Linked DNA regions of Homo sapiens: region 2 is linked to region 1. A link is a loop called in an ENCODE intact Hi-C map of the cell type or tissue named here. Cell type or tissue: heart right ventricle. All regions are shown on one strand. Links, peaks and the distances in the headings refer to the core of each region. The heading gives the core; the rest is flanking DNA.

What was found. Peaks named below come from ENCODE experiments on the same cell type or tissue, not always from the same donor. Only the 100,000 strongest peaks of a DNase experiment are listed, where the experiment ranks them.
Region 2: a loop joins it to region 1, with 10 times the contacts of the local background. A loop is called at or near these places in 6 of 110 quality-filtered maps.

Annotation. Positions count from the first base shown.
Region 1 is chr12:93,119,305-93,135,912 of GRCh38, forward strand. The region is part of intron 3 of LOC643339 (a long non-coding RNA gene); the gene reads right to left. It also overlaps the pseudogene NACAP8. Among named protein-coding and RNA genes, the nearest start is that of LINC02412, 47 kb to the right of the region's middle. RefSeq lists an enhancer at 16,087-16,156. In heart right ventricle, for the core only: a CTCF peak has its summit at 8,525; DNase peaks (open chromatin) are centred at 8,158, 8,677 and 9,204; H3K27ac peaks cover 4,171 bases.
Region 2 is chr12:93,051,927-93,068,534 of GRCh38, forward strand. All of the region lies in intron 3 of LOC643339 (a long non-coding RNA gene), which reads right to left. Among named protein-coding and RNA genes, the nearest start is that of LINC02413, 69 kb to the left of the region's middle. RefSeq lists an enhancer at 8,533-8,582. In heart right ventricle, for the core only: a CTCF peak has its summit at 8,876; DNase peaks (open chromatin) are centred at 9,175 and 10,095; H3K4me3 peaks cover 638 bases; H3K27ac peaks cover 3,674 bases.

The DNA of each region.
Region 1 (16,608 bases), core at 3,765-11,764:
TATTGGTTTTAAACTACAGCTCAAGCTATCCTTCCATCTCAGCCTCCCAAAGTGCTAGGATTACAGGTGTGAGCCACTATGCCCTGAAACTTTTATGAAACTAAAAGTTTCATAGTATGAATGACAGATTCTTTAAGAATCTGATAAAAAGGGAACATCACATTTTTAATCTCTTGCATACTTTTAAAAATATGTCAACAGAGAAAATAAAAGATTGGATATTTATATCAGAAAAACTAATCGTGGCCAGGAGTGAGGCAGAGGTGGTGGGGCCGGCCAGTCATCAGAGCCAACTCAGGAGGCGGGACATTGACACGAAGGGAGGACTTTGGCTTGATCTCTATGGAAATGGGAAGGAAAGCCTTGGTCTTATTAGCGGCAGATAACCAACTGAGATAATCAACCAACAGTGGGGTAAGAAATTCAACAGTGAAGTAAAACAAAAAAGTGCATGCCATAGAAGTCACCACACAGCCAGAGTTGGCGGCGCTGCTTGAACACCTCAGAGTAAGAAGGAAACCCTTGTCAAATAAATGCTAGGATGCTATCCTCTCAGGTCTTGACTTTTACTGTACTAGCTTCTGTTCTTATCCTCTTTCCCTCCTAACATCAGACTGGGGAAAGAGGAATCATGGAAGACGGGATCCCTTAGTGCAAGAGCGGAAGGTGTCACCATCTCCCCTCAGTTCTCTCTGCCCACCACATCTAGGGGAGTGGCAATTTCTTGAGTGCCACCACCAGTGCCTTGCACAGGCAGGGAGGCACTCACAGTCTTTGTTGGGTTTGTGGAATGGATCCTGTGACCTACAGACAGTGATGGGGTGCAATGGGTGCTATCCTGTATGGAAGTAGAGCGGTAGATGGCCCAGTCCTTGTCTGGAGGCATTCATGATGCAGTTGAGAAGACAAAAAATGCACTCCAGCAGGGGCCCACTGTGGACAAGGCTTCATGCCAAGTGAGGGAACCCAGAAAAGTATGTGAATGATGACCAGTGTGAGGGTGGCCCAGAAATGGAAAAGGAAGGAAATATCATGGGAATGATTTGCTTACATTATAAGTATCTAAGGGCAAACTTGTACAATGATTCTAAGATAGTGACAATTACTGCTCGAAAGAAAAGCACGTATCACTTTTGAGATATATGCCTTCTTGTAACACATCTCAAAATGCCAAGAAAACTACACACAAGCCTAGAGACAAGTCAGTAGATACTAAAGAGACAGAGCCATATTAAAACAGGTTGTGAGGGTAGCAGCTATGGCAGGAGCTGAGGGGGTAAAGGAAGCCCATCCAGAGAGCCGAATCTTCCAGGTTACGGAAGTGTAGAGCCAGGAAGCCCCCCGGGGCCTTCCAAAGACCCACAGCATGCCGCCAGCCTTTGGGTACCTGCTACATGGGAGCACCCACAAGCCAACAGAGTAAGGCTGTGGCACAGCATCAACATCGTGAAAGGACTGCAGATGTGAGCAGGCAGCTGAGAGACACTGATCCCTTCTTCTTCCCCTCCTCCCTACTTGACACACTGAAAGAGCGTAAGAAAGGGTGGAGTGGAAGAGAGAAGCTGTGAACCAGAATGAGATTTAAACTATGCAGACCTACTTTTTTAAAACGGCAAATTTCTACAATCTGCCCTAGATGTTGTTGGACAGAAAAAGGGATTAGACATAGCACCATTGAAAGTGCTGATTAGGGGCCAGGCACGGCGGCTCACGTCTGTAATCCCAGCACTCTGGGAGGCCAAGGAGGGTGGATATCTTGAGGTCAGGAGTTTGAGATCAGCCTGACCAACATGGCGAAACCCCATCTCTACTAAAAATACAAAATTTAGCCAGGCGTGGTAGTGGGTGCCTGTAGTCCCAACTACTCGGGAGGCTGAGGCAGGAGAATCGCTTGAACCCGGGAGGTGGAGGTTGCAGTGAACCAAGATCACGCCAGTGCACTCCAGCCTGAGCGACAGAGCCAGACTCCATCTCACAAAAAAAAAAAAAAGTGCTGATTTTAGGGACCAAGAAGTGAACCCATTCCATGTTTATGCCCCCAGTATGTTGCAATTTCCCAATTAACTGCTTCCTGAGAGGTCAGTGATGTAAGAGAGGCGTATATACACGCAGTATCCATTCATACAAACAAAGAATTGATTTGAAAAGATTCAAATAGTTTCAGGGTAGGATAAAAACAGCGACATTCACAGGGGGATTCTTATTGTGCCCTGGATTGAACCAAGTTCATTATCTTAATCTATTTCACCCTCCCAACAAGAATTGCATTATCCCCATTTCTCAAATGAAGAAACCAAGACTTTAAGAGACTTTGAGAGCTAAGGAGTCTGAAGTCCTACTGTTTGTAAGTGTCTAGTAAGTGGCTGTCTGCCCTCAACCTCCTCTTATTGCTTGTCCTAAGCCAGGATTCATTAAATCAGTCTAGTTTTACTTTCCATTACCTGATTTTATAAATGTTTAAACTTAGTCCCAGAGAAATTAAAAGACTTGACTAAAGTCTTTAGTATTCAGTAGCAGAGGAGAGATTTCTAACATAAAAAGATCTTCCAAGTTTTACTACAGGGCTTGTAATAAAACCATTACAAAGAAAAAGAATTATTGCAAACTTGCCTACCAACATGTGATAAGCACTTTTGTTCTGAGCCGTGATTGTCCTTACCTTAAGAGAAACATAGTACAAAAAAGGTGACTGGCTCTGGCTGTCCTCTTATCGAGAGTGGGCAATGGAGGGGCTTTGTACAATTCTTGCATTCTCAGCATCTAGCATAGTGCCTGGCAAACAGTCATTACTCAATAAATGTTTGCTGAATGAATATTATATATAACTCAATATTCCCTGGACACAAAAAAATAGCTCTTTTCCCCCTTCACATTGTGGAGAGAACACTAATGAACAGATTGACTTTGTTTTTTCTGCCAACTCACATCATTCCAAGTTTTATTTGCGTTTGTAATACAGATGCATACAAGTGGACTCATCATCCATCATCTCGTCTGAGCTAACCACCATGACATCATTACCAATCCCCAGATACCAAGGCCAGATCTTCTAGATCAGTCTCTCTACATATGTGTATTGCTTTTTCCTTTGCATTACTTATTTCCTTTTTGTACTATAGCTGATATTCCAGGAGCTGACTCCTGGACCCTCTTTGCCCCCAGTGACTTTCAAGGTGCAAGATTCTGTTGCCTCTCTTTTGCTGATAGATGTTGCTGAAAGGCCTGTGTGGAAACTTACAAAATCAAATGAGTTTTCTTCTCCTCCCCTTCTGTTAAATTCTAACTCACCATCCCTCACCCATACCTGAAGCCCAGCTCTCTCCCGCAGGCAGTCTCTGCCAGCCAGGCCAGGCCTGAGCTTGTTCTCTGCGTGTCTGAAGCAGGGAGTCCTAAAAGGAAATATTGCTCTCATTCCAAAGTTGCTTCATCTTCATGGGCAAAGAAAAAAAAAAAAGCAGAGGAAGGTAAATGCAGCAACTCTGAGAAATTCTTAGTTGATTATTTACTGTTGCTTAACCTTCAAAAGATTCCACTGTAGAAAGGGAGGGCCGGTATTCATACAGTTCCTAGCCCAGGTAACTTCTCTTTCCTAGACCTGCTAGTCCAGTTAGCTTGAGCTCATTTGCAAGGAGGCCAATTCTGTGACCCCTTTCGTTTCCCAGAATGCCTCACAGTGGACACTCAAAGCAGTCGACTTGCTAACAAGGCTAAAGGAGTTAGGTTTTACATCATTCCTGAATTATTGATGTGCTTTGCAAATTAGCTTTTCCTGTGCACATGACTCTCCTTAGCTAATCTTTACAACATATAAGACAGTTGTCAAAACTGTTTTGAAATATGATTCTGGGGTTTCAGAGTACCGTTTCACGGGACTTGAGTTTTCAGAACAAATCTCTGTGCAGAGATAGGAACTATTCTGCTTAATAAGTATTATTATTATTAATTATCTGAAGCAATTACTCAAAATACCTAAATGCAATTTGCAAAGTAGTCAGGTAATAACACCATGTAGAAGTTCATGTTAAGAGCTACCATTTCAATGAATGTAGGGAACACTATCCACTTTTCTCAGAGTCCTTAGAAAAATATAGTAAGTGAAAATAAAGGCCGGGCATGGTGGTTCATGCCTGCAATCCAGGCACTTTGGGAGGCCGAGGCGGGCGGCCTTATTTGAGGTCAGGAGTTTGAGACCAGCCTGGCCAACATGGTGAAACCCCACCTCTATTAAAAATACAAAAATTAGGGCTGGGTGCAGTGGCTCATGCCTGTAATCCCAGCACTTTGGGAGGCCGAGGCGGGCGGATCACTTGAGGTCAGGAATTCGAGACCAGCCAGGCTAACATGGTGAAACCCTGTCTCCACCAAAAATACAAAAAAATTAGCCAGGCATGGTGGTACACACCTGTAATCCCAGCTACTCGGGAGGCTGAGGCAGAATTGCTTGAAGCTGGGAGGTGGAGGTTGCAGTGAGCCAAGATCACACCACTGCACTCCAGCCTGGGCAACAGAGCAAGACTCCATCTCAAAAAAAAATAAATAAAAAAAAAAGTAGAATGGTTTATTACACATAAGAGGCAAAGGCAAAATGACACATGGTATACAGACTGAACCAAAATATCAAAAATAACAATGCACTCTTTTCTTTTTTTCATCCAACAAGAAGCCATAACTTTATTTATGATAGAAGCAGTACAAATTTCAAACCAAGCTGCAGTCACTCATTTGAGACACCAATAAAAGTTGCTTTCAGATGGTTACACTGTTAATTCCATAATAGCATTTACAATATTATTACTTTGTTCTTCCAGGCTCCAACTGCCTTTGCTCTGGACACATTCCCTTGTGACATGACCAATTCTATGTCCTTAACTTCTACACCTGTTTCATCAACCTCATCCTCTTCACTCTCCTTTTGTACAGTTGGAGTCTGTGTGTTTTCTTGAACATTTAAGACAGCTTCACCCTGAACTTTGAATTTCGCAGCAGTTGCTACTTGTGCTTGCTGAGATAAATCTTCAATCTTGGCTTCTGCCAAAACGATATAGGTATCCGAAGCAGGGCTCTTGTAGACATCTGGTTTCGCGATGACAAAGAGGATATTCTTAGATTTCCAGATAGTGACTCTAGTAACCCCTATAACCTGTCAAAGACCCAGTTTGGACATAGCCTTCTGTGCCTTCTTTTCACTCCAACTCTGTTGTGCTTTACTGACTGGTTCTTCATCAATTTCAGCTGCTGCCACCACAATGCACCCTTTATTATGGCTATACCAGTTAGGAAGAGCAATTGGATGCAAATCACAGAGATACCTCAAGCAGCTAAAGAAAATCAATGGTTACTATCACACATAAGAAAGTCTGAAGGTATGCAGTCCTCTGTCTTTTGTATCTGCCATCCTTAACCTCATGACCCAAGAAGGAGGCTGGAGCCCTAGGCATCACATCCATATCCCAGAAAAGAAAATGGGAAAAAGGACAAAAGGGGTAGGCCAGGCAAGGTGGCTCATGCCTGTAATCCCAGCACTTTGGGAGGCCAATGTGGGTGGATCATTTGAGGCCAGGAGTTTGAGACCAGCCTGGCCAACAATGGCAAAACCCTGTCTCTACTAAAAATACAAAAATTAGCCAGGTGTGGTGGTGCACACCTGTAATCCCTGCTACTCAGGAGGTCAAGGCAGGAGAATTGCTTGAACCCAGGAGGCGGAGCTTGCAGTGAGCCAAGATGGCACCAGTGCACTCCAGTCTGGGTGACACAATGAGACTCTATCTCAACAACAACGACAACAACAATAAAATGTTCATTATTGACTGAAATTCTAATTTAACTAAGTGTTCCTTATTTGATCTGGCAACCCTGACCACCCAACATCTCCTGGGATTTCATTAGTCACCCCTACTGTGAAGGAAGATGGAAAATGTAGCCTTTTAGCCAGGCACTTTCCCACGCTGCTTATTCTACCAAGGAAGACATGGAGAGTGAATACTGGGTAAGGAGCCAACAGTCTTTGCAGGAGTGAGGGTGGTTCTGGGAAAAAGTGACAGAGCTACATCCATGCCCCATGCCCTCTGTGAAGAATTTCTTGACTGCATCAGCCTCTTGTGGTCACTGTGACCTCTGAAAGCCTATGGCCCTTTTTGTCTTAGTTCTATTAATAGATACAAAGTAAAGATTACTGATTTTTAATTAACATGTAAGAACTGATGTATTCAGGTGGCTACTGTCTTCTTCAAAGGGTTAAACACACAATATTGCCACTCTTAAAAACACTTTTAGAACTTAGAGCTGGTAGAAGCAGAAGTCTCCCTTTACAAGGCATACGGGAAGCTGCAGGCTGTAGGCAGGGCCAGGGATGCGTTGGAAATTTGCTAACTCTGAGTGCTTCAACAAATTGCATTCTATGTCAAACTCATGCCATTCCTCGTAGAAAGACCAATTTCAAATGTCCTCACTCATATGGGGAAGCCAAAAATTATAACAACTGAACTCATGGAGATAGAGAGTAGAATGATGGTTACCAGAGGCTGGGAAGCGTAGCAGGGAGCAAGGGGAAAAATGGGAATGGTTAATGAGTGCAAAAATATAGTTAAATAAGATCTAGTATTTGACAGCACAACAGGGCAACAACAGTCAGCAATAATTTACTGTATATTTTAAAATTGCTAGACTGTATATGTGGCTCACGCTTGTAATCCCAGCACTTCGGAAGGCCGAGGTAGGAGGATCACTTGAGCCCAGGAGTTCGAGACCAGTTTGGGCACCATAGGGAGACCTCTTCTCTTGGAAAGACTCAAAAATTAGCCAGGCATGGTGGTGCATCAGCCTCTTGTGGTCACTGTGGCCTCTGAAAGCCTATGACCCTTTTTGTCTTAGTTCTATTAATAGAACTGCATGGGAGGCTGAGGCCAGAGAATCACTTGAGCCCAGGAAGTCAAGGCTGCGGTGAGCAGTGATCTTGCCACTGCCCTCCAGCCTGGGCAACAGAGCGAGACCCTGCCTCTCAAAAACAAACAAAAATGAAACTAAAAGAGTAGAACTGGAATGTTCCTAACAAAAAGACATAATAAGTGCTTGAGGTGATGGACACCCCAATTAGCATGATGTGATCATTATACACCACATGCCTATATCAGAACATCACATGTACCCCTGCCATGAATACATACATGTATTATGTACCCATAATAATCAAAAATTAAAAATAAAAACTTACACTATTTCTCCCCAGAACCTTCTCCTACCTTTGTAGGAATATAGGATTATCTTCCAGGATGTCAATAGCTCTGGCCAGTGGGGACCAGACTGATGAGAAGCAGCTGGTTTAGGAAACTGATGTTGGAAAGCTCATGGCCTCTCATAACTCAGTCATCTGTGGCCTGATCAATGTCACTAAAGCATGGTTTGTACTCTGTGGTATGTCCTAGAATAAAGGTAGGGAACAATGGAGGAAAACAGGCCTGAATTAAAATGTTCTCCATGTCTCTCTCGAAAAATTCCAACTTGGAAGTCCCTTTTGCCTGATAGTGACTGCTTACAGTTCCTACCCAATGTAAACTACAGTTCCATGTTTTTCCCCCTGGCTCTTAACTGGCTGAACTTGGGATGTTTTATAAGTGTCTGTCTGTACTTCCTATGACAGCCAATCACATCCAACCTATCCTCAGGTCCCTTCCCCAAATTAACTCTGTGGTCCACTGACTTCCAAAAGTAGGGTCAAAATTATTTTTCTAAGATTAAGCCTTAATAACGTCACTTATATGTTTCATCTTTTCCTGGATGGCTACTGGGCAAAAATATCTTCATGCAGGTGCTGATAACAGTAAACACATCATATATCTTCAGCCTGGGGTTTAAACACATTCATTTCTGGGTTTGTCATATGTTCTCTCGCTATTTATACTGCTTTGGGTCAGCTACTTGATACTTAATAAAATTTGCCTCCAAGCTGTCCTGCAGGGAAAATGACCTATCTGGGGGGAATGCTGTTCCAACTCTATAACCTCTGATGATTGCCCAATAGTCCTCCAAAAAGGTTGCAGGGCAGGAGCAAGGGAAGGTCCATGCCACTTCCTGGCATTTAATGGCAACAAGTGCTTTAGTGTAAGTATAATTATATCCCCTGCTTTCAGGAGGCCTTTCCAGCCAACCTCTCGGACACGGGAGCAACTGTAGATGGCATGAGCAATGTGGAAATTCGGCTTCTGCTCAAGGTCAGAACAAGCCGTTCACCAGCGTTGATTTTACCAACCTTTCGGTTATTTTGGAAAGCCGAAAGAGAACGCAACAGAGGCAAGAATGGATCTATGGGATGGAAATAAGGAGCCATTTATAACCCAAAATGAGACTGCCAGGAAAAACAAACACACAGAAAAGTACATTTTATCAGAGGCTTGGGCTGCCCAGGGCTATTGGGGTACAAAGTACTGCGTGTTCAGCTCCCTGGGCCAAGAGCTACAGTAAGTCAGGCCCCCCTGCAAAGCTCCTCTCCTGTCAGCCCCATCAAGCAGCCTTAGCCACCTGGCGGAGACAAGCTTTAGTGTTTTTAAAGTGTGTGCTGCGTGAATGTTTCACATTTTTGGTAAAGATGTGGGGTCATGTTGCAACACTTAAGTGCTTCTGCGTAAACCTTGCGCAATTCCGACAGGCACTGGGTTCCTAGCATCAGTGGCATCCTCTGCTCACATACGGCTTATGTAATGTGTGATCAGGCCCCCCAGGTTTCTCCTTGTAGCCTTTGAAAAAAATTTCAGGCTCTGAACTTGGCCCTGGTTTCCGGCAGTTCTTTGCTCCGAAGGTGCGTGGAATGGCTCAGCTGTCAGCACCTGCTGGTGAGATACAGAAAAGTGCCACGGGTTGATCTTTCTCTGGCACCAGTACACAGGAGGCTGGCGATGCTCCCCAGATGGGCTTGGCCCGCCCTGAGGCACCCTATAGGGAAGGAGAGTGAGGGCGGTTCATCTAAGGAAGAGTAGGTCGGAGGATTGAACGGGGGCTGCTACCAATAGGTAACAAACATGAAAAGGATTTCCCCAAAGCAAAACTTTCTAGCCAGAGCAGCAGCACAGTGAATGGTTTACTCACAGCTCCTTTGTCTGCTGATGGGAGATTTGGCACTGTGCTTGCCTCTTGGGCTTACCTGAGCAAAGTTACACAGTAGGTCAAGTGTTTGATGCCTTCTCACCTCCAGTCACTGTGCTGGCGCCCGCCTCCGTGCCTGGCTTCTGTTTCCATCCAGACTTCCATCCATTCAACAAAGCTTTCGAGCACCTGCTCTATGCCAGGTGCTGTGCCAAGTGCTGGGCACCAGGCAGGGCTTTCTCAACACCTGGTGGCCCCCTGTGGTGCGCTGGACCAGTCCTAACACAGGCCTCCTCTCCAGTGTCACTCTCGGCCCCACCATTTCCCAAAATTATCCCTCCCTGCATTCACTTCCTATGACTCTTGTCCTTTCTTCAACCTTAGGGATGGGACTATTTCTTTACAGTTTTTATCATAGAAATCCAACAAATTTTATTTTTATAAAAGAATTGTTCTTGGTAGTCACAGATTTCTCTCTGTGGAATCTGAGTTTCTGCAGATTAAAAAGTGATGATGTGAGCTGGGCGCTGCAGGTGGTGCCTGTAATCCCAGCTACTTGGGAGGCTGAAGCAGGAGGATCACTTGAGCCCAGGAGTTCGAGACCAGCCTGGGTAACAGAGAGACCCCCCCATCTCTAAAACATTAATTAATTAATGCTAATTAATTATTTCAAAAATGGTGGCATGAAGAAACAATGTCTTCCATGGAATGAACAAGGCATTAATTGAAAAATGTGAAGCAGGAAGGAACAGGGGAGGAATACATTGTCTGAGCAGAATCTACAATTTCACCAGGTAGACAAGTTGCCCCTTTCACCTCTCCATTTATTATTGGTGAGCTGTATGTGTAATGGTTAAGGAGGCAAATTCTGGAGCTGGACTACCTGGGGATTCAAATCCCAGCTCTGAAGGTTATAATCTAAGAAAGCTATTGTTATTTGTTCCTTAATTTCTTCATGCAAAAAGAGGGATGGTAGAAATACCTAAGCACATCTCACAGAGTGGCTTAGGGATTAACATAAATTAATATGTATGACATTTTTATAACACCGGGATGCACAGTAAGCACTCTCTATATAAATATTAACTTTGATTTTTCGTGAAGGCAACTCTAGGCTTTCTACTTTGCAGTCAGATTCTCATGGCAGTTACTGCATGCGAAAGACAGAATTTGTTATTTGGCCTGCAGTTTCCACATCTGCAAAGTAGGAAGAAATGATTGAATAAAGATGTGGGGGCGGAGGCTGCGTTCTGGTCTGTGATCTCCACTTGCTTCGTGACCTTGGACAACTCACTTACTCTCTCTGCATCCTGGAGATTGGACTTGATCTGAATTTCCCAAACTCAGGTCATTCAAATAACACTTAGAGAATCTTTGCCATATTCCAGTCCACTTTCCTATACTCAGCTACTAACTTGATGTTTTCCTTTAGATAATCCTTAAATCAATTCACTTTCATATGTAGCCTCACAGGAAGCAGTAATATCCACGTATGCAAGAGTCCGATATGCTACAGATTTTTGTTTTTCCTTTATTTATTTATTTATTGTGATAGCGTCTTGCTATGTTGTCCAGGCTGGCCTTGAATCCCTGCCTGGGCTCAAGCAATTCTCCCGAGTAGTTGGGACTACAGTTGTGTGCCACCACAGAGGGCATGATACACTGTCGATTTTTCTAATGCATGTTAAAATAAATGCCTAATGAAAGTTTTAAATGTTTGTATAATGCCCAAATCATCTTGCATCCTATCAATGAGATGAGGACAACATTTCTGGAAACTCTGGATCAAATGTTCCCTCTGGATCCAGGCAACTGTAAAATCTATAATGTTATACCATGTTCAGGTGGCTATTTAACTTAGGGTATGTTTCTTTATACCATTTGCCTCCTTGAGAGCTCAGACTGTGGCTTAAACCTCTTTGGGCACGTAGCAAATAGAAGAGTGCTTGATAAATCTGTATTTAATGTTAAATTAAAAGCACACCATACATACATACAAATATATCCATCGCCTACTCACCCCCAGACCCCATCCACTGCCAAAATGCTCATTTCTTTCTCTCCACCTCAGTGTCACTGTGTTCCTCAAGTGGCTGTCTGTAAATGAACTGAAGCATGTGGCGTTCCAGGCCTTGTGTGGGCACTCAGGAAATGTTACCTTCCCTGACCCCTTTCCCTCTTCCTGTGCCTCTTTGTTCATGAGTTGCCATTTGTCTGTGTGAAAAGTGGGCCGACTTCCCAAGGAGTTTATAGCCCAAGCTCTTGGGTCAGAATAATTGTTGTCTTCAATTTCAGCCCTAAAAGAGGTTCCATTGCCAGGTGCAGAAACTTCTAATCTAAGAAAAAAAGAAAGTATACTTCTAAAAGCTATTATTAAAGAGATCTTGAAAAACTGTCTGGTGATTTCCTAAAATTCATCAGCAAAAATTGAATACACACCCACAGTATCATGACCCCATTGTGGGTTCACGGTCTGAGAATTTCACAACCAACCAGCATTTACTAAGCATCTGCTTGAGCCCTCTCTGTCCATAACCTTGGGAGACACAAATCTGAATAAGGCTATCTATTAGACCATGAGACTAGAAGAGACTAAAAGACTGAATACCTTGAAAGCAAGGAATATGTCTTCATCTTTGCCTCCCCAAGGGCTTAGCAAAGCATCATGCATGTGGTAGTTATGCATTAAATATTTGATCCGTAAATGAACAAATGGATGAATGACACTGCTCCAGCACTGAAGGAGCTTACAGTCTGTTTGAGAAGAAAGAAGCCATAGATAAACGATGGGTTAATTAACAATAAACTCCACATTACAAGAGATAACACTGGCTAATAAAAACGTTAAATGAAAGGGGTGCTGTCATTTACTTTCCCCCAAAACACCAAATGTTGATTCAGCCGCAGGTCTCAAAAAAGAATGTGTGTTGGCCACTCTTCTGTACTTTCATTTTTCTGCACATGAGTCCAACTTTAGAAGGAAGTTGCTAGGTTGTTGTCATGTGACTGATTTTTATTTAATTAATTAATTTATTTATTTATTTTTGGGACGGAGTCTTGCTCTGTCACCCAGGATGGAGCGCAATGGCACAATCTTGGCTCACTGCAACCTATGCCTCCTGAGTTCAAGCAACTCTCCTGCCTCAGCCTCCTCAGTAGCTGGGATTACAAGCATTGCCACCATGCCCAGCTAATTTTTGTAGTTTCAGTAGAGACAGGGTTTCACCATGTTGACCAGGCTGGTCTCGAACTCCTGACCTCGTGATCCACCCGCCTGGGCCTCCCAAAGTGCTGGGATTACAGGTGTGAGCCACCGCACCCGGTCCATGTCAGTGATTTCTAAAGGCCACCAACCTTGCTGGCTCCTGGGAATGAGCAGGGTATTATTTAATGTAAATAAATCAGCGAGTGTTTATCCTTCCATGCATTCTTCTGCCATCCACAGGCAAAGAGAGAAGTGGCACTGGTGACTTTTTTAGAGCTATGAAGTTGGAATATACAAGAGAAGCTGAAAGCTTTCAATTAATGATTTCTTAGGCTTTAAGTCAGGGTGACCCTTCAACATAAAAGGGCTTTAGCCACCACTTGCTGGGGAGAAGCGCTGGGCTTTCTACACAGTTCTCTGGGACTCCAAATTGTTAGCATAAAAATAGCAGCCCAAATCAATGTTCTCTATTATTCATTAGTTACCGAAATACTTTTCCCAAATATACGCATAGCTGAAAGATGCCTTCTTTCAAAATGTTTTAAACCACTTTCAGCCCATGAATCTTAGTCCATCTTTAAAGGGCACCCATTTTTTTTCAAACCATATATTTCAGTCGATTTCATTGGGCACTGATACCATCACCAGCAAAACCCTAATTAATTGGGAAGAATGACATTTCCATTAAAATTCTTTTTGAAAAATGATTTATGCACCTGGCTGATAAAAATTTCAAACAGGGCAAAACAATATGGAGTGGAAAGTAAACTTCCATCGACCTCTGGAACCCAGTCTCCCAATCTTTTTCATAGAAACATCCAGTGTTAAATTTCTGGGGTATCCTCCTAGAAATACTCTGTGTATATATAAGTGCATACACACAAAAGAGGTCTTTAAAAAGTTTATGGAAAATGCATATTATGAAAAAACTATGCATGGATTTTCATTTTTCTTGCACCAAAATAAACTCATACTAACCTGTTATAACATGTCTGAACAGAATCTAGTTGAGGCAGTAAGAAGGATAAGACTTCAGTTTGAAAAGCGCCTCTGTCAGAGCAACATGAATTCTGCTAAAATTGAAGCAAGAACAAACTTCAAATCTAGGGTGAAGTTTGCATGGAAGAACAGTGAAATCATTGAAACTGTACAAAAAGTGTGTGGGGACACTGCCCCAAAGAAATCAACAGTTTACACATGGCTAATTCCTTTTAAGAAGAGATGAGACGATGTTTAAGATGAAGCCCACAGCAGCAGACCATTCGCATACATTTTGGAGGAAAAAGTTAGTATTGTTGGCTCATGCGTATAATCCCAACACTTTGGGAGGCCAAGGTGCGAGGATCACTTGAGCCCAGGAGTTTGAAACCAACCTGGGCAACATAGTGAGACCCCCATCTCTACAAAAAATTTAAAAATTAGCCGAGTGTGGTGGCACAGGCCCGTAGTCCCAGTTACTTGGGAGGCTGAGGTGGGAGGATCACCTGAGCCTCAGAGGTCAGCCTGCAGAGAACCACTATTGTGCTACTGCTCTCCAACCTGGGCAACAGAACAAGACCCTGTCTCAAAATAATAATAATAATAATATTGTTTGTGCCCCAATTAAAGAGGACTGACAGTTAGGAACATAAACCTAATTATAAACATAATAAGCATAAGTCTAATTATAGCCAACACCATAGACATCTCAATTGGTTCAGCTTACACAATTCTGAATGACAAATTAAAGTTGAACAAACTTTTCACTGGATAGGTAACAAAACCACTGCACTCAGATCAGCTGCAGACAAGAGCAGAGCTTTCAATGGAATTTTTAAAGAAGTGGGATCGAGATCCTGAAGCATTTCATTTAAGGATTGTAATAGGAGATGAAACACGGCATTACCAGTATGATCCTGAAGATGAAGCCCAATCAGAGCAATGGCTACCAGGAGGTGGAAAGGGTTCAGTCAAAGAAAAAGCAGACTGGTCAAGAGCAAAGGTCATGGTAACAATTTTTGAAGATTCTCAAAGCATTTTGCTGTTGACTTTCTGGAAGGCCAAAGAATGATAACATCTGCTTCTTATGAGGGTGTTTTGAGAAAGCCAAAACTTTAGCAGAAAAAATCCAAGGAAAGCTTCACCGGAGAGTCCTTCTCCACCGTGACAATACTCCTGTTCATTCGTCTCATCAAACGAGGACGATTTTGTGAGTTTCAGTGGGAAATCCTTAGACATCCAACGTACAATCCTGATTTGACTCCTTCTGACTTTTTGTTTTCTAATCTTAAGAAATATTTAAAGAATACCCATTTTTCTTCAGTTAATAAGGTAAAAAAGATTACATTGATATGGTTAAATTCCCAGGACCCTCAGTTCTTTAGGGATGCACTAAATGGCCATCACTGCTTACAAAAGTGTCTTGAACTTGATGGAGCTTATGTTGAGAAATAATTTTATATTTTTATTTTTATCTTTTAATTTTTTCCATAAACTTTTTGAAGTCCCCTAATGCAGCAGTCACCAACGTTTTTGTCACCAGGGACCAGTTTCGTGGAACACCATTTTTCCACGGACCAGCATGGGTGGAGGGCAGTTTTGGGATGAAACTGTTCCACCTCAGATCATCAGGCATTAATTAGATTCTCATAAGGAGTGCACAACCTGGACCCCTCACATGGGCAGTTCCCAACAGGGTTCACACTCCCATAAGAATCTAATGCCCGCTAATCTGACAGGAGGCAGAGCTCATTCGCTTACCTATTACCTTCTGCTGTACGGCCTGGTTCTTAATAGGCCATGGACCAGTACCAGTCTGCTGCCTGGGGATTGGGGCCCCCTGCCCTAGTGTGTGTGTGTGTGTGTGTGTGTGCGCGTGTGTGTGTGTGTGTGTGTGTGTGTGTATTGTGTGTGTGTATTCCCCTCCCCTTCCTTACATATACTCTAACATTCTTCAGTGAAACTTAACAGATATTGTGAAGTTTGCTGCAAATCTGTACAGCTGCACTATATTTCATAATATGAGTGTCCCATAATTTACCCAGCCTCTTCTGAATAGACATAATGGTGGTTTTCAGTTTTTTACTTCCACAAACATACTTTTGCACATATGTATGACTAGGACTACAGAATCAATTCCTTAAAGTGGAATTACAGAATCAGAGGATATGTGAGTTTTCATTCTGATAGACATTGCCAAATGGTGACACTTAACTTTTGATGAGAACTGCCAAAAGTAAAGTATTTGTTCGTGCCAGAAACAGAGTGAAGATAGCATTTTATTTTAAAGTTTAATACCTCAGGCAAGCAAGTAGCACATTTATTCATGAAACTCATTTGCCCCTGTCTTGCCCACCTAAAGCACATACACATTGTTATGAACCCATTCAAAATATACTTGTGACAACAGCTTACTCAATGAGGAACTTGCTAGAAATTTCGTATCACCAAATTGTGTGAGTATTTGTCGCAATGGGGTTAGCTTGCACGCTCTCTACTTTGCCCTGGCTGTGTTTACTACCTTTCATGGCCCTGGTCAGTTAGTAACACTGTCTTGTTTTTCTTTTGTAACCAAAGGTCAGTTTGTGACCCTGCTCCACTCCCCACCTCCTCTGCCTTAGTTTCTTCTTGCCTTAGTTTCCTCATAAGAGTAACCAGTCTTAAAGTGTCAGGGCAGGCACATTACTGATGTATCAGTGAAGAGCCCCTGGGCACAATGGAACTTGAATTTGATTTTCTATTACCTGTGAGGGTGAGTTAGTAAGCAGACAGCCTTGTACTCTGTTCAGCGGCTTCCCTTGCTGCCTTTCTATAATGAAAAAAGCAGAGACCCAGAACATTCTCCCGTTTCTCTAGTGTTTACCCAACACACACTCTGTGCTACCATCCCCATTTGTGGCTTCTTTCCTATTTGCTCTTGTAACATGAGAAACAGTGTGGAGGTTTTATGCTTGTTTTGTAACCAGCTATAACCATTTCCTTTTCTCTGCCTCTGATTATAAACACATTTCCTTCCTGGTAACCATTGAAAATCTATATCTGACCAGGTTGAAACCAAATGAAGTCATTTTGGTTCCATTGGTGACAACCAATTAAATATAATTCTGTTTACATTTAGAATGGGTTGTAAATTTAAGAAAATGATTTAAGCCCTACTTAAAATATTTTTTGGCTCATAAAACCATGAAATCATTTCTGTAATATGAGTAATCAAGAAGCTTCATATTTACATTTACCTTTAAATTGCTCTAAAAGAGCCAGAGACTGGACATTAAAAACAAACAAACAAAAGATTCAGAGTCTGCAAGGAAGCTATTTCACTATCCCCATGCTGCGAGCTGGTTAAGCTC
Region 2 (16,608 bases), core at 4,054-12,053, 67 kb before region 1:
CCATTATATACTTTTTCATCAATTTTTCGCCTAATGGTTTTAGCAGTTATTGATGTTCATTGCCTAGATCCATTATCTCGTTAGAGATTTTAAAGTGTTGATGTTGTAATTTTTTAATACCATATTGTTACATTAGCTCTTCCTTCTGTAATGAAGCTTTTGAACCCCAGCTTTTTATTTTTTAAGAAAATGTCAGTTATCAAATAGTAAACACCTATAACCTTCACCTAGATTCACCAGTTGCTAACATTTTGCTACATTTGCTTTATCACTCTCGTTATTTATACTTATTTTTTGCTGTTTCATTCAAATTAGTTTACAGACATTATGGCAAGCTTTAAATATTTCAGCTTGTGTCTTCTAATAACGATGACATTCTCCTCATAACCATAGTTCCACACTCAATAAATTTAGCATTGATTCAATATTATCTAATAAAGATTTTTTAATTGCCAATTGTCACCAAAATGATCATATATGTATGTGTGTGTGTATATATATATATATATATATATATATATATATATATATATATATACTTTTAAAATCCAGAATCCTTCAAAGGTACATGTGCTACAGTGGTATCATGTCCAGTAATTTTCTACTTCCATCTTCTTTCTACATTTATTAGTTGGCATTCTTTTGTAAAGAAGAGCTTTCTCTTTTCCTCCATTGCCATCATTATTTTTTAGATGCTCATATTGACTCAAATTTGTCCAATGCGAGCAACCATAACCTGGTTACTGCATCATTTTGACCCAGTCCCATTGGTCTTTGAGCATTTCCTTATTTTCTGGCACACGTGATTCTAGGCTCACCTTACACTTTCCCAGTCTCACACCTAGAATCAGCAGTTTCTCCAAACTTCCCTGGTTCTTTTCAATGAAAAGTGCTGTTTAGAAACCAAGATTTGGCTGCTAGATATGCTTCTAGATATGCTCATTGTTTCTAGACCCTGTCAGTGCACAGAGCTAAGAAATATATCTTTCAAGAAACGTGAGTTCATACTGATACCTCTTATTCAAATCCTATATCATAGAGAAATCTTCCTCCATTCTCCCTTTTTATATTTTATCTTCTCCCACAGTAAGAACCCTCATTTCCAAAAAAATTAAGTGTTTTATTGTTTGCTATATGCTTTAAAATGCACAAAATATTCTTAGTATTACTTAGCAATAGTATTGTACCACCACAAAAAACAAGTAAAATTAAATATTTCTTTAAAGTTCCTTCTCTTCATAAAATATATTTTATTAAGGTGTATTAAAAATTTATTTGAGGCTGGGGATGGTGTCTCATGCCTGTAATCTCAGCACTTTGGGAGGCCAAGGCAGGCAGATCACTTGAGCCCAGGAATCCAAAACCAGTCTGGCCAACACACCAAAACCCCATCTCTACTAAAAATACAAAAATTAGCTGGGCATGGTGATGCATGCCTGTAACCCCAGCTACTCAGGAGGCTGAGGTGGGAAGATGGCTTGAACCTGGGAGGCAGAGGTTGCAGTTATCTAAGATTGAACCACTGCACTCCGGCCTGGGCAACAAAGAGAGACTCTGTCTCAAAAAAAAAAAAAATTTTGAATTAATTCTGCTTTCTATGTAGGAATACTTGCTGTAGAGTTGGATATATAGTTAAGTTCATTTGTTTCTCTTTATATTCAATTTCAGTGTTGCCCTTTTCATTCTTTTGATTTAATTTTATTTTTTGAACATGTATAATTTTTACATGGTTCAAAAGTCAAAACTACAAGAAGGAAAACTCTAAAAAATAACAACCCTATTCCTATCCTTTATATTCTATTATTGTCCCCAAGCCTCTTTGGTGTCTAGTTTTATGAATTCATAGATTATTTTTGATATGTTTATGCTTGCAAATATAATCAAATATTTCTTCTTTTTTATTACTGTTATATATATTTTGCTATTTAAAAAGATTTATATTTTTAACACAGTGGTTACCTTTTTACTAATATTTAATTTTTTAAGGGTCATAATCCCTTTTTCTTACATAGACTTCTACAATTGGTTTGTACCTTTAAATGATATCTTCTGTCTGCCACATACTACCTACATATCAATCAATAGTCTTATTTTACTTCCTCCTTTCCCTTTCTCTTCTTCAATGTTTTCAGTTGTATTATCTCTAATGTATCAGAATGTATAATATATACATATTTTTCTTTCACCTCTGTTCCCATCTTTGTTTAAGTCTTAGAGCTACAATTAAATATAATCAGCACTCACCATCAGTGCTTTGCTGATATCTCATCATTTCCTGGTGGGATACATTTATTGTCTAGTAGATTTCTCAGGATGGAATCATGATTATGTGTATTCTCACTCTTGTATGTTTACAGCTATTTGCCTATAGCCTTGATATTTGAAGGTCAACTGGGCTAGATAACACAGACTTGTTTTTAAAAGTGGGAATTGAAACAATTCAAGGAATCAACAAAGATTGGTAATATAAATAAATAATGGTCAGTTAAATAATGGAATCCTGTCCATTCAACCATTATACATACTATAAACAGTGTGGAAAAATAGAAAATGATACATAAACTTGCAATGGTCAAATTTGTGCATATGAAGTATAAGGATGCTACAAATGTGTGTGCACATGTATTTAGTAAAAAGAGGGTTGGATATACATGAAAAAGTTAACAGTAATTTTCTCTGGTTAGTAGAATTATTGGTGGTCTTTAGCTTCTTTGTGTGCTTTTCTGTATTTTTTAAGTTGTAGCATTTGTGGGATTGGAGAGAATACAATTTTTTTGAAGAGCAAGACAAAGATCTAAAGTTTTCAAGGTTTATTTTTAATGTGCTTTCTTTAATCAATACCACAAGATAGGGTGTACCAAGGAAAAAGCAGTGTGATCTAATTAGCAAGCTCAGGACAGCATAAGCTGGCCTCAGTGCCCTGCCTGCGCTAGGCACTCAATCAGTTGGTGCTCGTGATGATGAAAACTAAAATGAGTCCGTTCCAAGCAAGAACCTTTTGGGGAGTAGAGTTAACTTTTCTGAGTCAAGCTCCTGCCTCCAGGTTTGCACCGAGGATGAAATGAAGTAGTATTATATATCTGTAAAACCCCTGTCACTTCATCCAGGCAGAGAAGATAGATTGTTAGTACCTTATTCTCAAAACTAACAGAAATGTGTTCAGTTTTACTTGTTCTGAAGAATATAAAAACAATATGGATGAATGGCCAGTAAAAGGAGCCAGAAGCAGCCTATGAGAGTGTTCTAGAAAAACATGAAGGGGACAAGAAAAAGATACGAGGGATAGATGGATAAGGAGGGAGAAAGAGATAGAGAGAGGACAAGATAAAGTTTAGAGCCTATCATTAGAATATGTAATACTTGGGACTTTGCCTTCCGTTTAAGTAAAATGGAGGAAATCTGTGCCCTTACATCCTGACTGTGCTGTCGTTATGATAAAAAGAAGTAAATGGAGTGCAGGGTACACTATACACCTGCTTCTTTAAGTAATCCTTGCCAGGTAACTAATCGCTGGGATTCCAAAGGTTGTTCTTCCAGTGGGGGTGACCGTGAACTGTACCCCAGAGCAACTGAATCAGAATTTGAATGGGAAATGTCAGCCATAGAATTTGTTTAAAACATCTCTTCCAATGATTACGATGACTAGCCTGGTTTAAGAACTGCTGGCCCATACATAGGGCTACCATCTATCCCCTCTGCTGGGACAGTCCCAGAGCAAGTATTACTAGCAGCCCTTTCTCTTACAAAAATCTCTCTGCAGGGTATATATTATGCAGTTTCCTATCTGTACCTTGCCTCCGCTATTGGCATTCTCAGTGAAGGTGCATAGGGATAGCCTTGTACCATTACTTTCAGTCCAGAACTGAACACAAGACGTAGAGAAAAATTACCCCACGAAATTAAATTTGCATCAAAGTGTAGACCAAAGTCAGATCTTCCCTGAGAGTGGAATCTGATGTATACAGAAAACAAAGGCATAACTTTAAGTGGGGGAGAGAGAATGGGAAACCCGAGACATCTCCAAGACAATTGCTTCTGCTACTTCACCATTTGGCTCAAGCCAATTGAGAGAGCCAGAAATGAACATAGGTTTGGTTTTATCTGCTGGTTATTTAAGAACTTTTGCTTGTTTCTTCTTTACCTCTTCCCCAGTTTCTGGAAGAGTCAAAATAAGATAATCATTTGGCAGTGATATAACATTGCTCTTCAACTGCTGAGAAACCAATCAATATTCCCCATCTAGCTAATGTGTCATTCAATATTGAGTGTTACCTTGTTCTAGTTTAATCCTGATCTGTTACCTCTAAAATAAGGACATGCAAAGATAAAGATAAAAACTTGGGCACTCTCAAAAATATTCATGTTATAAATATGTAAGGGAAAATATTTCAGGTCATAGTCCTCAGTACATGCCAATACATTCTTGGGGTACCCACTTTCCTGCAGCACCAGAAACTTTGGCTTCCTCCTATGCTCTGGACATTTTCATTCTTCCTCTTTTTGCTCATCCTCTTCCTGTATCCCATATTATGGGCCTTTTCCATGGAAAGCCTTTTCAATTAATTCACTTTTAAATTCATATTCATGTTACCAAGTTTACAAATTTTAAAACATGGTTTTCATTACTTTCAATTCAAACTATGACTCTATCTACAAAGCCAGTAAAACAAGAAGATCACCTTCAAAATTTCTCTGACAAGTTTCTAGAAACTCCAGTCGACAGACTAAACTGCTTAAAGAATCAATCTCAGGTACAAATTTAATCAATTAAATAGTCTTAATTTTAAACTGCATTTGTAAGTGTAACATGTTCAGATTCATTTTTACGTGCTTCAAATGCTTGACAGGATGAAGTTATAACCATAACAAGCAAAAACCTCCCTAGCATTTAAAGATCTCTTGTTGCAACTCTGATCAAATAAACTTAAAAATATAAATTGAATTATCTTAACTATTCCAGTTCTATTTACAAACTTATCTTTATAAACATTCACCTTACAAATCCCAAGATTAAAATGTTACAGATTTTATATTGCTATCATAAAGATAACTTTTTAGGGTCAGAACGTGTTGGATTCTTTTGCAATAGCAAACATACTGGCCCTTTTAGAGCAGCTTAATTTGGGCAGATGGAATTCAGCAACCCCTAGCCTAGGCTGGATTCAACTAATCTCTTTACCGCCTGATTGAATTCTTCATTCCTTTCATATTCTTTTTGTCCAGCTCCATCCACAAAAGCCCCCATCTGTCTAAAAACGATCAGCCTTTCTTTGACCCAAAATTTCATCAAATCATAGTCCTTTCTTCACGTTGTGTCTGAAAATCCCTTTGAAATGCACATATACTATCTTGGATGGAGACTGCATCATGGCTTTAATTCTCATAACACCATCAACACCACACACACATTGGTTTCACTTACTCAACAAGAGGCTCAATGAGGTAACAGACTATTATGAAATGAATTTCAATGTCTTCTAAAAACTTTTTTTTGTTGTTGATATTTGTTTAAAACACACTGTGGAAAGAACACAGGCCTTTTTGTAAGCAATTTTTGAAAGGCTTGTCTCCTAGGCAGCTACAAACTCAAGACATTGCTAGGAGAAATTCTGTTATATGAAGACAGGGAGAGCTGGAAGGGATCTGATGACCATTTGGTCCCACCCCATGCTGTACAAAGAAGAAAACTGAGCCCCAAAGAGCAGGGGCAAAGGAGGGTAAAATGCCTTCACTTCTTCTATGTTCCAATTTGTGTGCAAGTTGAACTTCAGTTGAGATGCACAAAGTGGCACTCAATCCTTTCCCACTCATGCACGTTGCAGACATTGCCATGCTCCTCAAGCTCACTCATCCCCTGGCCCTGAATTCCTAGAAGACCACTCAGCCTTCACCTCCACTGAGTCAGTGGCAGGTATCATACATTCACTCACCACCCTCAAACTTCTAACCCAGCCTCACAAGAACCTAAATACTTTGTGAACAGAAGCTAAATTTCAGTGAACCAAAGGGTGAAAAGGAGATGAATAAGTAGAGACTCTCTTTCCAGAAATCTGGAGAAGGAGCAAGGTTGCACAGCAGCTGAGGGAGGGATGCAGGGTCAAGGGCAGGAGGGAGGCTGGAGAGAGTTGAGCCTATTCAGCTTTTAGAGGGAGACAGAGGGAAGGAATTGAGCCTGTCCACAGAGACATGGAGGAAGGTGAATACATAGGGCAGAGAGGGAATGATTGGCAGGGAAGGAAGAACCTTGAGAAGCGAGAGCAGGCATGGAGTGCACAGGTTGAAATATTGATTTTGAAGGAAGGAGAGATGCTTCATTCTCCAAAATAGGAGGAAGAAAAGGTGGATATGGGCATAAATACTGCTAAGGATGTGAATGAGAAAACAGTCCAGATGACCATGAGGATGGGGGATAAGCCAGGAGGGAATGTAGACTGTGTGGATAAGGAAGAGTCTAGGATCTGGACACCTTCACGAGCTAACTGATGGGGTAGTGGGGATAAGGGAATGAGTGAGCTGGGAGGACCTAGGAGTTTGAGACTTGGGGATGAGGGAATCCTGAGTGATGACGCAGCAAGTTAGGGCTGTTGAAATCCCGCATGGCAAAGTATAGGCTACGTGAAAACATTGAGGCCGAAACTAAAGATCGGAAGAGTTAGTGCATCAGGAGGACTGTCTTCCTGGACACTGGAGTTACCCAGCTGGCAGTTGGCAGAACATGGGGGAGAGAAAGGTCGTGAGCCTGCTGCCAAAATCTTTTTTTTTTTTTTTTTTTTTGAGACAGAGTTTCACTCTTGTCACCCAGGCTGGAGTGCAATGGTGCAATCTCGGCTCACTGCAACCTCTGCTTCCCAGGTTCAAGAGATTCTCATACCTCAGCCTCCCAAGTAGCTGGGACTACAGGTGCACACCACGACGCCCGGCTAATTTTTGTATTTTTAGTAGAGTCTGGGTTTCATCATGTTGGCCAGGCTGGTCTCAAACTCCTGACCTCCAGTGATCCACCCACCTCGGCCTCCCAAAGTGCTGGGATTACAGGCATGAGGCACCATGACCAGCCCCAAATCTCATGTGAATATTGGAGACTGAAAGGCAGATTGACACATGATAGGGATAACATAGGACAAACTGTGAACCACAAAGCCAATGGAAATTTACATAAGAGAGAAGGAATAGTGACCTGGCAATAGCTTTGGAGAGCAAGAGAGATATTAATTCCTAACTCCCAGCCCAGAGGGGCAGAGGGCAGGTGAGCATGAGCCCTCGCCACTTGAGAAGGATAAAAGGGAAGCAGGAACCTTAGGGGAGACTAAGGTTCAGCTGATAGCAGAAGACAGAGGAAACATTTAGGAAAAATGTTAAAGATATATGAATAGAGTTCCAAAGGGCACAGTTGAATGATGTGGAAGGAAAGGAGAAAGGGCAAGGAGACAAAAAGCATCCCTTTGTAACGGGATAAAGATTAAAGAGGTTTTTATCCAAGGCAATGGCTGAGATTGAGAGAGACAGGAGGCAGGGAGACCTCTGGCCTTAACTGACTAGCTGTGTGACCTTAGGCAAGTTACTTGCCCTCTCTGTGCCTCAGTTTCATGATTGTGAAATAAGGATAATACTAATACTTACCTCATAAGATTGTTGTTGCTATGAAGATTAAATATGTTAATATATGTAATGCACTTAGAAAAATGATCAACACATAGTCAGTTGTGAAGAAGCATTAGTTTTGGAAGGAAAAAGATTCCACTCCGCACTTTCCTTCAAGTGACAGACATTCAATTATATCAAGTCCTGAAGAATACATCCTCATTTCCCATCACTTACACACAGCAAAAGCCCAGCATGCAAAAGAAAAAAAAAACCCAAAAAACAAACCCTATCAGAGTCAGTGATAGATTCAGTTTCTCAGTAATTAACTATTATCTGTTCCTGTACAGAAAGAAAAGAGTGCTTAAAAAGTTGGTTGAAGACAGAAAGAATCTAGAGCTATAAATGTTAAAGATGAACAGTTAATATCATCAGAGAAACAGAAATCAAATCAAAACCACAAGGATATATCACCTCATGCCCATTAGGATGGCTACTATCAAAAAAAGCAGAAAATAACAAGCGTTGGTAAGAACGTGGAGAAATTGTAACCCTTGTTTGCTCTTAGTGAGAAGGTAAAGTGGTGCAGCACTGTGAAAACAGTATGGCAGTTCCTCAAAAAATTAAAAATAGAACTAGAATGTGATCCAGCAATCCCACTTCTGGGTACATATGCAAAAGAATCGAGAGCAGGGTCTTGAGCAGATATTTGAATACTCAAGGTTATAGCACTACTCACAATAGCCAAGAGGTGGAAACAACCCAAATGTCCATCAGTGGATGAATGGATCAACAAAATGTGGTATATCTGTACAATGGAATAGCATTCAACCTTAAAAAGGAAGGAGATCCTGACACCTGCTACAATATGAATAAACATTGAGGATTTTATGCGAAGTGAAATAAGTCAGTTGCAAGCAGAAAGATACTGTATGGTGTCCCTTATATGAGGTCATAGGAGGGGCATAGAAACAGAAAGTATAATGGTGGTTACCAGAGGCCTCAAAAAAGAGAAGAAGGAGAGTTGTTTCATGGCTATAGAGTTTCAGATTTGCAAAATGAAAACGTTCTGGAAATCTGTTTCATAATGATGTGAATATACTTAGTACTACTGAAATGTACACTTAAAAATGGTTAAGATGGTAAATTTTATATGTTTTTATAATAAAGAAAAATGAAAACAAAAAGATCATCTAGTATCTCCCCCCTTCCCCTTTACAGGTGACTGAAGTAAAGCCCAGAGAAGGTAAGCGACTTATCCAAGGTCACACAGTTCACGGAGGCAGAATCAGGATCAGAACCTGGGATTCTGACCCCTGCAGTAAGGGTCCGTCCATTACATCCTGCTCTCTATGTGAGGTGCTGAGGTAATGGAAAAGATGACACTGTTGATTTATCAGTAGTGACAGTGACATTCCAATGAACCTGAAAGGGATAAAGATTCTACTCTGCTTATAAATGTTCATGTGCCTGTGCTCTTTCTCCAAATCTCATCAGGATTATTCAAACCAGCAGTCTCTGACAGGCCACAGTGGAAACCTCAAGATATTCACAGCTGCTCTAGTCTGGAGACAGGCCAGAAAGCAGATGAGAGCAGTTTTTCCGTTCCTGGGCTGTTGCCCCTGTAATTTAGAAGTTCCGACACTGGAAAACAAGAAGAACTCAGGGGCTCACTTAAAAGCAAGCTCAGTGTGGGGTCTCCAATGTCGTGCAGGGAAGCTGCTAGTCAAAACTTGCTAATTTGAAATGGGTTCACTGACTCCTTCTTCGGACTCAGGGAATGAAGTCTTTTTTCCCCACTTAGGAGTTTTTCTTCGGCTCCTTATTTCAAATTCCATAAAAGAGACAACAGGAAAAGCTGGCCCTAGCCCAAGAAGCAGAGATGAAAACCAGATCTCTATTTTTGTAAGTGTGATGTCTATAGGTTGCCTTCTATTTTATATCAGAAAGTTCTATTGTTTCCATGGAAACAATGAGTGTGGCTGAGGATCCCTACAGGACCTCAGCACTTTTGGGGCTTGGGTGATTGGTGCTATTGGCTTGGTGATTCCAAAAACCTCCCTAAGTTTCAAAATTTTAAAGCTCAAGCCAACCTTCTCACACCCCTGCTGTGCTCCTCCCATCTCTTTGACACACAGATACCTCATGCATATGGCACTGCTCTGAGCTCTGAAGGTGTTAGGAAAATCCTCCCTGCAGAAATATGACCTGTGATAAAGAACTAAATAAAACATTTTTTGGCAAGAACATTTCTGAAGATCTTTCCAATCCAGAAATATTTTTTTTGTTTTCAGTAACCCTACCAAGGCTGAACCAGGATGCCTATAAAAAGCCTTCTGTGTTCCCCTAAGCACTCTTAATGAATCCTCAGGAAGGATGGAATAAGAGGGGGGTCAGAGACCTGAAGCCCGTGCCAGAGGCTGAGCATGCCAGCTTGGCTTGGTGCACTGGTGGCAGTGCTCAGGGCCCCTGCCTCCTGTCCTCCCATTGGCATGGTCTCAGCCCACACTCCTTAAGGGAATTGGCTGTGCTCCTGGCTTGTCTCGCCTGTGTGTCTGCTAGTTATCGAACAAAGGGTGGGATTACTTCCATGCCCAGTTTCCCAGATGCTCGCAAGCACAGAGCCAAGAATCAGCTGAAACAGAAGGGACAACTGAGCAGAGAAGCCCTCTTGATGAGACTCGGCCACACTTGAGCTGTTGTTCCTGCCACGAGACACACCTGTCATATAAAAGCCAACAAGCCATACAGGAAACATGGTGTGCCTCCTGTTTACAGCCGATCCTAGAAAACAAAAACTTTGCTGAGACAGCACCAAACGTGAAAATGGGGAGACCAGCCAAGGGGCCTGAACCGTGCACAGCCCCTCTCCCTGTTGCATAGACAGGAGGAGGAGTCAAAAGCTAAGAAGGTTTTGCTGCTTCCAGAAGCTGTTCCCTCACCTCCTCCTCTCCTTCACTAGGTATATTTTCCCCAATCTTCAAGGACTAGCTTCAGAGCCTGAAACTCCAGGAGCTGACCCCCTGATAAAACTTTTTACCCCAAAGTAAACGCAGGCAAGATGCTTGCTCCGGGTGGAATGATGGGCACCTCTTGGTTCATGGCTACCTTCTGCAAGCTAAAAGGACCTACAGGGTAGGGGTGCATACTATCCCTGGAAACCGAAACACAAGAAAGTCTCTTAAAACCCCCTTGATCACCCAAATGTCCAGAAGTCATTGGACCATCTGAGGCTCCTCCAGCCCCAATTCCTTCAGGAGCTAATTGCAGAAGAATTTCAAAAACGATCTCTCATCAACTTGTCCAAGGAAACCAGGACTCAATATACCAGAAAGTTGTGAAAATGGGGTGTCCAGTGGGATGACTAGATCCAAGGTTTAGGGAGAATTAGAAGGGAGATAGGAGAATTGAAGAAAGGTAAGGACAAAGAGGAAGATTATTCCAGGGCAAGAGAGAAAAAACCAAAAATATTAATTGGAGTAAATAAGAAAAGTATTAATTGGAGCTGTTTTGAGGGATCCAGAGAGGAAACCATTCCCCTGGCACAAGGTACATGTTTTAAGGGCAAGAGAAAAAAACATATGAAGAGCACTGAGTAAAAGCACTGAATTTTTTTCCTGGCTACTCCTTTGGAAAGAAGAAAGGGGAATTGTGTCCATAATTATGCATTTTTTTTTTTTTTGAGACAGAGTTCACTCTCTTGCCTAGGCTGGAGTGCAGTGGCATCATCTCAGCTCACTGCAACCTCCAGCTCCCAGCTTCAAGCAATTCTTCTGCCTCAGCCTCCCAAAGTAGCTGGGATTACAGGTGTGCACCACCATGCCCAGCTAATTTGTTTTTTAAATTTCTGTAGTAGAGACTGGCTTTCACTGTGTTGACCATGCTGGTCTCGAACTCCTGACCTCAGGTGATCCACCCGCGTTGGCCTCCCAAAGTGCTGGGATTACCAGTGTGAGCCATTACACCCAGCCTATGTCATATTCTTTACAAAGCTGAGGTTAAGGAAACCAACTTGGTCCTTGGATCAAGTCATTTATTTCTATAAAGCAGCTCCAGGCTGCTATAGGTAAGGAGAAGAGACATAATAATATAGATCAATACTGACTTGGGAGTCTTCTCTTCTGTGAGTTTCCATGAACAAAATTTGGGAGTCAGGGATATGGAAACAGAAGGGAGCTGCAACTCATTGAGCATCGCTCTGCTTTGAGCCCTGGGCTGAGTGCTTTATATTCAGGACCTTTGTACTCCAGATCCATACAAGCAGCTGCCCACCCAATATCCCCACTTGGGTGTCTAAAGGCATCTCAAACTCATCCCAAATTGAGCTTCTGCTCTTTCCCCCATATCCTGTTCCAGCCACAGTCCTTCATTCAGTGGATCTCAGCTCCATCCTTCCAGTGGCTCAAGCCAAAAGTGTTGGAGTCATGCTTCACCCTGTACTGCTCGCATACCCCATGCCTGCTTCAGTAAGAAAATCTGTTGGTTCTACCTTCAAAATGTAATCTGGAATGGCTGTACTTTTCCCTACCCCTACTGGCTCCACCCTGGTCCAGACCATCCTTGTGTCTCACTTGGATGATTGCAATGTTCTCCTTGCTTCTACTCTTGCTCCTTTGCAATCTATTCCCACCACAGTGGCCAGGGGGATGTTTTTTAACATGTCATATCATGTCATTCCACTGGTCAAAATCCGCCAACAGCTTCTCATTCTACTCAGAGTAAAAGCCCAAGTCCACCCATCTGGACCACATTCCCTCCCTGATTCCATCTAGTGATACCCCTTGCCCACTCGGCTTCAGCCTCACCAGCCTCTAGGCATCAAAGCTTTTGTGCTTACTGTTTCTTCTGCCTAGAGTCCCTGTCCCTAGATCTCACCCCCTCAAGTTTTTTCTCAAACATTACTGTGGGGAGGCTTTCCCAACTAATCTGAATAAAATGGCCTTCTTTCCTGCTTAATTTGTTTTCCAGAGCCCATATACAGTAACTCTTATTTATTTTCTTTATTTATCATATGTCTCTCTTCCCTAGAATGTAAGTTCCTGAAGTTAGGATTTTACCCACTGCTGTATCCCCATTGCCTAGAATGGTCATTGACACACGGTGAATGCATGATGAGTGATCTATGTAGTTGTGCCCTCTGTAAAAAGTCTGCTGGGCACGGTGGCTCATGCTTGTAATCCCAGGGATGTGGGAGGCTGAGGTGTGAGAATTACTTGAGCCTAGGAGTTTGAGCCTGCAGTGAGCTGTGATCACATCACTGCACTCCAGCCTGGGCAACAGAACGAGACTGTCTCAAAACAAACAAACAAACAAACAAACAAACAAATAAATAAATAAAATAAAAAAGCTATGAGTTGATGAATCTATCTCAAATCTATTCTTCATCCAGAGTCCTCATTCCAAGTGAACTACGCACCCAGCATCATGAGCTGCCTAAACTGTTGACCAGAGCATCAGCTCACGCAGCCCCAGGGAGATCCCTGATGTTCAGGCACTGTTGGGGGAGGAAGACAAGGTACAAAGAAACCAACAGGAGTCAATGTCAAGAATTTCACAGGGGATAGGAAATTTTGATTTGGTTCATGCAGCTTGGATTCCTTCAGAAAGCCTTGAACTGCCACCATTAGAAAAAGATACACACACATACACACACATGCACACACCCACACGCCCTGCCTGGGAGAACTGACATTACCAAATTCCAGAAAACCGAAAACAATCTTATCCTAACAGGGAGAGAGACATCATGGAGAACATGGCATTTAGTAAGGAGAAAAGGAAATATAGCTCCTGAGTTTGAATGGAAGAAGAACCTAAAAATAACTAGGCGGGGCGTGGTGCCTCACTCCTGTAATCTTAGCACTTTGGGAGGCTGAGGTGGGCAGATCACTTGAGGTCAGTAGTTTGAGACCAGCCTGGCCAACATGGTGAAACCCCGTCTCTACTGAAAATACAAAAATTAGCTGCACATGGTTGCAATTGCCTGTAGTCCCAGCTACTCGGGAGGCTGAGGCTGGAAAATCACTTGAACCCAGGAGGCAGAGGTTGCAGTGAGCCGAGATCGCACCACTGCACTCCAGCCTAGGTGACAAAGCAAGACTCCATCTCAAAAGAAAAAAATATGAAAATAAAAAAATAAAAATAAAAATAACTTGCCCTATTCAAAGATATCTTGCTTGCCATATATTTTATAATAAAAATAAATACATGAGTTGAGGGAATGAGGTGAGGGTATCTTTAATACTGCCTTCCATTAATATCTTGGCTTTCTTTCTGAGAACACATGGTACATTCCAGGAAGACAGCCCTGTCTTATTTCTAATTTTCTAAAATGATTGTTCCTGACTTTAGCAGTATGACATGGGTTTTTCCAAGCCCAATCACTCATGATTTTTTAGCCTAGTAATCTTTAAAACCAAAGATGCGTTTTGTCTTGGAGCTGGGGAAGAGGAAGGCAATGATCATTTACAGAGCCCTATTATGTGTCAGACACTTTATACTTCACTCCTCAAATTTGAAGTTCGTATCATTATCCCTGTTTCACAGATGAGGAGACTGAGGCTTAAGAGCATTAAGTGATTTGCACATGATTGCCCAGATAGCCAAGGCTTGACCTCAGGACTAATGAACTCCAAAAATGCTATTCCTTCAACTATGCAGTGTTGCGTTTTTCCTACAGTGACTAACAGAAGAGTGAGAGCTGTGCCTGGACATTAATAATGAATTAGCTTTATTTGTAAACCCCTGACCAAGAAAATATGTAATACACAATATCTATACCTGTAGACATTTTCCTTCATTCAAGGAAATAGCACTTCAAAAGAATGGAAATAACACAAAACAGTTTGATGGTAAACCAAAATAATCTGTTCAGGTCAAAAGAAGTCAAACTTGATCCAGCCTTCGAAGGGCATTTTCTAGCATCATCTGAACAAATCTTACTCCATCTGTAAGGTGGAGATAATTATTTAATTTTTAAATTTTTCATGTATGACTTTTTACACCTTTAAACATCTCTAACAATTGAAAGTCATGATGTGTATGATTCCTGAGCGATCCATTGGGATGCTACAAATAGCTGTTAATAGAAAATCCAGGCTGGGCGTGGTGGTGCACACCTGTAATCCCAGCACTTTGGGAAGCCAAGGTAAGAAGATCGCTTGAGCCCAGGAGTTCAAGATCAGTCTGGGCAATAGAGCAAAACCTCGTCTCCACAAAAAATACAACAATTAGCCAGGTATGATGGTGCATTCCTGTAATCCCAGCTACTCTGGATGCTGAGATGGGATGATGGCTTGAGCCCCAGGAAGTCAAGACGGCAGTGAGGCATGACTGCACCATTGTACTTCAGCCTGGGCAACAGAGGAAGACCCTGTCTCAAAAAAAAAAAAAAAAAAAGGAAAAGAAAATCCAAATGGGATGACAGAGTGGTTTTAGGTTGGCAATGTCAGTAGCTCTGTGGCATGACCAGGACACAGGTTTCTCTCATCTTGCCACTCTGCCACCCTCTGTGCAACGGCTAGTCTTCTTCTCAAGGCAGGCTCTTGTAATGGTCTCAAATGGCTGCCTCAGTTCCAGCCAACATTCAGATGACAATCTTGAGAGGTGGAAAAGGAATATTCCTGTCTTGGGTCTCTTGGGTCTCCTTTTACAAGTGAGATAAAACTTCCATCATTCTGGGCCAGGCATGAAATTGCAGGGATGACCTAGGAACCTATATGCTCCTAGTGATACAGAGGCACGAGCAAAGTCCAACTGCACAAGCACATTGCAAGCCTCCTTTTTCATCCCATCTGTTAATATTCCATTGCTCAAGGCACATCCATGGCAGAACCCAAAGTCAAGGAGCAGAGAAGTATACTGCTCCTGTGTTGGCACTGTGACGAGGGTTCTGATATATGCTACTACAGGGAGTGAAGAATTGGGATCAAGGATTTAAACTACCAGCTACACGGGCTCATGCCTGTAATCCCTGCACTTTGGGAGGCTGAGGTGGGCAGATCACCTGAGGTCAGGGGTTCGAGACCAGCCTGACCAACATGGTGAAACCCCATCTCTACTCATAACAAAAAATTAGCCATGCATGGTGGCGTGTGCCTGTAATCCCAGCTACTCAGGTGGCTGAGGCAGGAGAATCACTGGAACCTGGAACCTTGGCTGCAGTGAGCCGAGATCGCACCACTGCACTCCAGCATGAGTGACAGAGTGAGACTCCATCTTGGGGGAAAAAAAAAAGAATTTAAACTACCTAAACTACCACCTGTGGTTATATTAGGCAGAACCTTATGAAACTGCCATATTTCAAATACAAAATAGTCGAATGCTGACCATCCTGTATGATTCGGTGTAATGCCATCACTGGAACTTCAGCATGACCTTTTGTCCACTGGCTATCAGAACTCTCTGGAAAGCAGAGGACACAGTTGGTGGTTCAGAAAAAGCAGATTTACTAAGGACATAGGAAGTGAAAAACAGGTAATTATCTGTCTCTGATATAGCAGTATCATTCCCTTTAAGCAGAGTCATGCTACATTTGAATCAAGCACTTATTAGAATTTAAAGATTATGTGAAAATAAACCTTCAAGGTTGAGTCCCAAAGATATTTTTCCCTGGGAAGTCAGATGTGTCATGGTCCCATAGGAAGACTATTACTTTTAAGTAGAGATTTAATTACATTTTAGGATTGTCTTAATTATCCCCGCTCAATAAACTTCCTTTCCAATAGAATCCACGAGCAGCACATCCTAACAAAAGTTCCCTAGTTTGTCATCCCCTCATCCCTTTTCCCCTCCACCACGCATATACACCCATGAACTTGATTTCCCTGCCTCCACCTTAGTTCATTCTCATCTCTTTGGAATACCTGTTAGTCACTTGCTGACCTCCAGTCATCCTTTCCACACTCCTGTCCCCATGCAAACTACCTCCTCTGCCTTCCCATAATACTCTATATATCTGTAATATAGAATTTAACACATTGTAACAAAAATATGTAAGTATACATCCATTTCACCCTCTAGATTATG